Regions from separate parts of the Homo sapiens genome. Here region 2 is linked to region 1. A link is a loop called in an ENCODE intact Hi-C map of the cell type or tissue named here. Cell type or tissue: IMR-90. All regions are shown on one strand.

Region 1 (4,000 bases):
CAAACTCTAAGTATGAAAAATATTTAGCACTATTTCTCAACAACTTGCAGGATAAGAAACTGCCCAGATGATAAAATTATAATTTAGAGATTGAGTCATTATTTAGCTCTTAGGGTGTTTTTTCAATAATTAATCATTTAATTGCCTTCCTATGTGACTTTCCTAATTGTAATGCCTGTGGTAGTTATATTAGAATATGTAAGATACCATTTGGTTTATTTTAAAGATCATGGCTGGGTGTCTCTGCTCTGTTCTTTGCAGGGACTAGTATATATGTATTTCACCATGGCACATTTAAGGATAAGCGATATTTGTTAAATCCTTAAACAGCTGTTTCTAATGTTCTGCCCTGTGCATTGTGTTGATTAGCGGCACGTGGCATGGCGATCACACATGGTTCAGAAGAGAGGCTTTCAGAGGCCCTCACCAAGTTCCCCAACACTCGCCTCAATCACAGATGCTCGCCGACAACGTTTCTTCAGCTGTTCTGATAGCTTCTTTCCCCCTCAGTTGACCATTGAAATGGCTGATCTGTTTGCATTGATAGGGGTCATTTAAACAACAGTTATGAGACAAACATTATTGAGTAGCTATTGTGTGTCCGACACTGCATGGAGCCCTGGAAAAGCAAAGGTAATGCATTCAATGTTTTCAGCAAGGAAAAATAATTCTTTGATCACTTAATTGTTGGGGGTTTTGTTGTCAAGGAGTTCATCTTTACCCACATGGCACCTTTGTAGTAGAAGAAAGATAACATTCGTTGGCCATTTATTAAGTGCCAGGTTTTTTTTTCCTTAACAAATCCAATTCTATGCCTCAAAGCACCGCTCTGGGATGAGAATTTTTTAAGCTTCATTTTGCAGATGGGAAAACTGGGGCTCTGAAAGGTTAAGTCACTTGCCTGTGAGTGAGTGGCAGAACTTCACCAAGCTACCTAGGAACAAGTCCCTGGATACTAAGAACTCAGAACAAATGGCAGAAAATGAGTCCACATATCCCTTGCTGAAGAATTGCTCCCTTAGAGGGTCAAAGCAAAATATCACGAATATTAGAGCAAGCAAATTTTGTGACATCAGAGCATAGGGAGAAATAGATGCTTGTGCAAATAGGAGAGGGGTAAAAAAATCCCTTATTAAAAACCTCAAAAACGCAATCACCCTTTCCAAGTGCCAGGCATTAGTAATTTGCTCACCACCCTTCCCTGCAGGCCTGTATGTTTTAACACAACCAATTCTTTTGTATTGCAGGCATGACACCCATTTTTCTGCTACTCGGACAGAGTCACTTAACAATGATACGATGCAAATATTTGTCCCCGGGTGCTAGGCACACTGTATTTCAATCTGAGATCCGTGAGGAGCAGCTTATGAGCCACTTCTAATGGCATTGAGCATCTTCCTCCAATCTACATTCACATCAGTTCCATTTTCAAATGAGTCAAATGGGAAGCTGAAGTTAGCCAGTCAGAGCTTAACACCTCTGATTTATGGTCAGAAGTATCTTAATAGGATCATTCATTTTCCTTTGCTCGTTCAGAACATCTGATGTTACAAGTTCCTGGAAATGTTCGTGTATCCTCTGGTTCTGCAAAAATATAATCTTTATCTCCAAAAGTGACCTTCAAATGAGCAGGAAATGAAAGCCGGCCGCTCTTTCTCAGTCACCTTGCCTTGCTTTATTGATGTGTCATAATGGAAATCTTGAGAGCCAGGAATCTCAGAATTATTATGATATTTTAATCTTTTTAGGTTAAGTGTAAATGTGAAGGTGTAGGGCAAAAAGCATTAGTTTAGGCTTGGCTTTATGAAGTATTTCTTTCTCGCCCTTTTTCTCCTTGTTCAGTTGTTTTAGAGAGTACGTCTCACACGCAAATCCTCAGTTTCTGGGCTTTCATGAACTTGGTCTTCACTTCTTATACCTTCCTCAGTGGCTTGATTTATGAAATTGGTTGGAACAACTTTAAGCACCCCCTTACCTCTCACCCTTTATTCCCCTTCTCCTTTCCTCACCTCAGCACCTCAGCACTAGATCCTTTGTTTCTACTACATATTTAAAAAATATTGCCAAACAAACAAATCTAACTGCACTCTGGTTATTTGTCTCCATTCTCACAGGAAATTTGTGTATTTAAACACCTGCTTTGTTCAGTGTGAGACTGCACATGTCAGGATACAGAGGGCTCCAGGCCCCAAATACTCCAGTTTTCTAAGTAGCTTAGTGTTGATCATGATCTTGCACAAAAGCTATGGTCTTGCTATTATTCTACTTCTTGATGATGAGCTTCCAATCTCAAACCATCAGAGTGATCTTTTTACAACATGCATCTCTAGAATTGGTACTCTAACATGTTCTTTGGTTGAGATGAACCCTTAGTAATGGTTCTGACTTGCTTTACCTAGGGTAATAATTTATCCTCCTGAGGCAGAAATAATTGCTAACTACTCGAATCTAAATGAATCTCAAAGACAATAAAAATTAGGACAAAGTAGTGAATTTATAGAGATGTTCTAGTAAATATAAAAATAATCTTTCTCACATCATGATTTCTTAGCCACAAGATCACCCCAAAATAATTAGTTTTAACTGTGCACTGAGCTTGTCTGAGACAACCAGATTTTTTTTTTTTTTTTTGGTCTCCTATTACCTAATATGTTCTTTAGGAAAGAAAAACTGTCTTGGCTTTTTTAAATTGCTAAATTAATAAATTCTCACTGTAAAAAAAATCAATACAGTAATACACAAAATAAAAAATAAAGACTGCTTACCAATGTCACACTCCATAGATAACCACTTAAAAATTTAATTTCTATCTTTCCAGGTCCTATATAGAAAAGTAGATATATAGGTATAATATTCAGTTACATTTAATAAATATATAATGAACGAATATTTCTATCCTAATATTTGTAATATTTCATTGGCTTTATAGTTTGCATCCTTTTTCTGAAGGCTGTATACTGTGGCAATAACACCAGAAGGACTACCCTGGAATTGGGGGGGCTGACAGCTGTCCAATTGGCCTGTACCGAATGGATTGAGCATCCGACACATTACATTTGAAGGCCTCAAGGAGATATTTTATTATCAGATTTAACAGACCACATACTCTTTCCTTTAGGGAGGTCATAAAATTCCCAGATTATGGGAGCAGATCTTGTGCTCAATTTTCAGTTCTCTGTCTTAAGCTTGAATTCTTTTTTACTGTACTAAGATCTGTCAATGGAACTTTGGTTAAGTTCCCTCCTGTGGCCAAAGACTTCTTTCCTACATATTTGTTTTTATAATAATGTGGTTGTTTTTAAAAAGATGGACTTCCCACCTAAAATAATACAATAAGGGTCATTTTTTTGTTGCTGAAAATATCTATCTGAGCTAATGAGATTGTTAATATAAACTGATGAAGCCAAAATGTTTGTGATAGTTCAATAATAATCATAAACCCAATGGGAAGTTTCCTCGGGGTAGAAAAGTACCTCTCGTAATAGATAATGAACTGTAAAGAGGAGAAGAGCCTGGTTCTGTCTCCTTTTTGTTGACAAAAAAGGGAGGGAGATGACATCTTTATATGTTAATTTGGCATAAAAGTCAAGTCCAGGTAGTGAAGGCGAATCCTAAGTCTTCCGTTTCAAAAACATTTTACAAACTAAAAGACACGTCAGCAGGAAAGACTGTTTGGGGCTTTATTTTCTACTGGTAGCCAGTTTTGGTTAGGTGTTCTGTTCCACAAAGTAGGATTTCAAAATCTCTGTTCCTCTGGGCATACAACTGTCCTAGTCCAGCTACTTTTGGTCAGCTCCTTTCTGTGGTTAGAAACTTTCAGTTCAAAACAGTCACACCACAGCTTTTTTTATTGTCCTCTTTTTCCATTTTATTTCTACTGACTATAATCTTAAGGCATTAGACTCCGTTGCTTGCCTTCCCGTTGTTAATGTCCACTAGAATCGGTCAAGTTTCTCACTTTCCCATAAATAGGGACATAACAGGAATCTGGTTTAGTTTC
Region 2 (4,000 bases), 300 kb before region 1:
ATAGACAATTGTGGTAGCGGCTGACCATTTATTTAATTATGTGGTAAGTACCACATGATGAGAGGGCAAAGTTAATTGATGATTTGGGCTATCTCAGCCAGGGTACAGTTTACATGGCAATTACGCTGGGATCATCTAACTGTAATTGGCAAGTAATTTTGTAAGTGAAGGAACATGACAGCTCATTTACATGGTGTTCACTGAGTAAAATTTGGGGACATTTATCAACTACTTCCAAGTGAAGAGTGATTGTATCAGTGTCTCCCAAAATGCCACAAGCTGTTTAAAAGTTACATGGGAGGTTTTTTGTACAAATCTCCATGCATTCATTTCCCTGAACATTTGCTAGTTATGTGCTGTGTGCCAGGCACTGTCCTAGACACTGAGGATACAAAAATGAGTAAAATAAAGAGTTCTACTCTCAAGGAACTCATCTATGCGAAGCAGACACATCAATAATTTTAACACAACGTAGTATGTGAAGGTTTGAGCTCTGTACAAGTACTATGGGTGCCAAGGGTGGGGAAACCAGTTAGGTGGAAGATGGTTAGGGAGAGCTTGCTAGAGAAGGTCACACCTGAGATTAATCTTAAAGGATGCCCAGGGCTTTTCAAGGGGAAGAGCTTGCCAGGCAGAAGTGCCAGCCAGAGTAGAATCGGAGCAAGACAGCTGGTGTGAGCTGGAAACTTTAAGCAATCCAGGTACATTTCAAGGCAGATATGTAGCCTGTGAAGTTGCATTAGCTGGCATCTCAGAGGGCCCTGTAGGTCATGCTCAGGGCCTGGGTCTTATTCTCTACCCTGGCAAGCCATTGGAGAGTCTTAATGTCAGAGCTGTTTTGTAGGAAGGTCATTTTGTATAATAAAGCCACTTGCATTATTGCAGTATGCCAGGCTCCATTCTGCATGTATCAAGGCATTTCATCCTCACAATAAACCCCATGAAGTAGGTATTAACATTTCCCGTCATCTATAGATGAAGAAACTGAGTACACAGAGGTTGGCCAAAGCTACACAGTGAGTGATGGAGGAGCCAGGATTTGAACACAGGCTGTCCTGCTCCAGAGCCCTTGCTTGTCAACAGCCCCATTCTACAGCATGTCATAACTCTCTTGACACAGCTGACTGCAATTCCTTGTTTACACAGTGTCCCCTACCCCCACCCCAACACACACACACACACACACACACACACACACACACACACACACACACACAGCTGTGAGCTCTGTGAGGGCAGGGACCATGTCTATCTTGTTTATAGCCATATCCTTCAAGCTTAAGACACTACCTGCACCTTCATAGACATGCAACAAATAAGAAATAAGTCTAGTTTTGAGGAGGGTTGTGATTCGAGTTGACCTGGCAAGGGATGATGATGAAAGCCTGAATCTAAGGCAGTGTCAGTCAATAAGGAGAGATGAAGAAGGGGAAATAAATGGTCAGGGTTTGTTGATTGATTGGATGTGTGGGTCTTGTTGGAATATTCTCACAGTGCTTCTGATTTCCAACCCATGCACTGGAGGGATGACTTGGCAAAAGAATGTGAAGCAGTGGGAAGCTTACACTGCTCTTCACAGAGCTCTTAAATTCCTTACAAGAAATGTTGCAGACTCAGGATGAGACATTAGAAGAGACTTCCCTTGAGGTGGTTAAAAATAGAAGGGACACATCTGCCTGGGATGGTTGAGAGACAGAGCTGCCCTTGGGTAGATGAGTGGTTAGATAGCCTTTGGGATTCTTCCCCTTTTGAAAATGCTCTGATTTAAAATAAATCAAAATTCTCCCAAGCTGCCTATGCTTAACTGCCTGGCTTAGAGAAGATAAAACCAAAGTGTTCAAGGGCTGGAAAATATTGAGTCCAAATGCCTGGATGATAAATAAGGAAATAGAAGCCACGGTGGGTTAAATGACTCATCCCAGGGCACACACTTGAGGCAAAAGGAATACCCAATCATTGGATTATCAGTCTGGGCTTGCTCTTCCCCATGTCTCATACAGCAGCATTTATGTTTTGGGGGGTCCTCTGTGGGAAGGCCTGTGCTGGGTAGAAGCACACAGCAAAGGAAACCTGGTATCTGCCCTTGAGGAATTCAGAGAACCTCAACAATAAAGAACCCTTATCACCTGAAAATGTCACAAAGTACCATCTATTACGTAGACTATTTGGAAAATAGAGAAAATGAATTTTAAAATTCGTAATGATTTTTTTAGCCTCACTCATTGCCTGGCACTGCTTTAACGCTTTATATTTATTATCTCCAATTCTCCGTGTTTTAATGCTTTACATTCATTATCTCTAATTCTTACAGCTGCCTGCAAGTTAGATAGTATGATTTCCATTTTATATTTCAGAAAACTAAAGCACCCAGAACTTGTTCCATAAGATCAGACCATGGTAACTCCAAGTTCAACCCTGTACAAATTATATTAACATTTTGTTGTATTTTTTGCAGTCTTTTTCTAAGTACTAAGACTATTTACTTACATATATGTAATTTTATCATAGATACAATTTGGAATCTTCATTTTTTGTGGCATGTTCTATGTATTTTCCATATGATTGTTTAGTCTTCATTTTGATGGCTATCTAATGTCTGATCAAGTTTTCAGGAGGTTCTTAAATGCTTACTCATAGAAATCTTCCGATTCTTGGTATATATGGCATTTTAAAGATATATTTTGAGGACTGGTACCTCTGCCCATCCTCTTTGGATGGCATTGTGGAGAGGAGAAGAGAAACTACACAGAGGATCATGGCTTTCTTCTCCCCCAGGAGCCCCTCTGAGAATGGAGAGTGGTTCTGGGCACAGCTCAGAGTGGAGCCTGGGCAGAGATGGCCTGAGGCAGATAGCAGGTGACTTTTCAAGGCTTGGCTTTTCTGACTGAACACACATTCTTCCTCCTGCCCTTGTAAAAAGGCAAGTTTTCATTTTCTTAGGGTAGTAAAAATCTTTTGTGTGAAGAAAAAGTGTCGTCAAGTGTCTTATTCATCAGCATATATACCATCTCTTTAAAATGACAGTGGGAGTAAAAGTTCATCAGTTCAATATGTCTTTCACATTTGGAGACTCCTGACTAATAACCTCTGGTATTTATCATCAGAACAGCCAAAGAACTAAATTCTGGCACATGCTTCTCTCACGCACTGAGAAAAACTTAAAAAGACAGAAGATTTTCTCCATTTTTTCTTCTATTCACTTAGAAGGAAAAGCATACCTTTTTTAATTAAAAAAAATATGAGCACGCAGAAACATCTGGCCTGTATTACCACAGCAGCTTCCTAAATGGCTTCCTTGTCTCCAGTCTGCCCTTTAAAAATCAACACTATATGCAACAGCTAGAAAGATTTCTAGATCACAGATTTGCACCAGCCACTCTCCCATGTCACTGGCATATTCTTCCATGACTCTTTCATGGTTCTTGGGGTCAAGTCCTGTGTAGCCATAGCTGCTGTCTCTCCTGCTTGCACCCTGCCCCAGCCACACTGAGCTGCTTGTGGCTCCCTGCTTCATGCTATAATGTAGGATTATCTTCAGGCCCGTGTACAAATCAGTTCTTTCTCCACAAGCTCCCTGCTAGGCTCTGCTGAACCTGGATCCCAGCATGGGCTCCCACAAACCCTATCCAGCTATTATACAGAATATAAACTTCCATCTTGTTTGTATTTTATTTTATGTTAGAGACACAGTCTTGCTCTATTGCCCAGGCTGGAGTGCAGTGGTATGATCATAGCTCACTGTAACCTTGAACTCCTGGGCTCAAGCAGTCTTCCCGCCTCAGCTTCCCGAGTAGCCAGAACTATATGTGCATGCCACCACACCCAGCTAATTTAGCCTTGTTTTTGCTTGGTCAGCATAATTCCTATATAAAATTTTTTAAAAAAACTTGAATCCCATTGGGCAAGGCATATCACTGTTTAGTTTGCTTAAGGCCCGACCACTCTGTGTTATACACTAAACCCTAATCACACATTTATTCTACGCTGGGTCTTATAAAGC

Evidence for each region. Peaks named below come from ENCODE experiments on the same cell type or tissue, not always from the same donor. Only the 100,000 strongest peaks of a DNase experiment are listed, where the experiment ranks them.
Region 2: a loop joins it to region 1, with 2.5 times the contacts of the local background. A loop is called at or near these places in 1 of 110 quality-filtered maps.

The regions. Positions count from the first base shown.
Region 1 is chr14:32,893,375-32,897,374 of GRCh38, forward strand. No RefSeq gene overlaps it. Among named protein-coding and RNA genes, the nearest start is that of NPAS3, 44 kb to the right of the region's middle. In IMR-90, no CTCF peak of the experiment used is centred here; no DNase peak of the experiment used is centred here; H3K4me3 peaks cover 407 bases.
Region 2 is chr14:32,591,846-32,595,845 of GRCh38, forward strand. All of the region lies in intron 5 of AKAP6 (A-kinase anchoring protein 6), which reads left to right. Among named protein-coding and RNA genes, the nearest start is that of AKAP6, 260 kb to the left of the region's middle. In IMR-90, no CTCF peak of the experiment used is centred here; a DNase peak (open chromatin) is centred at 1,596.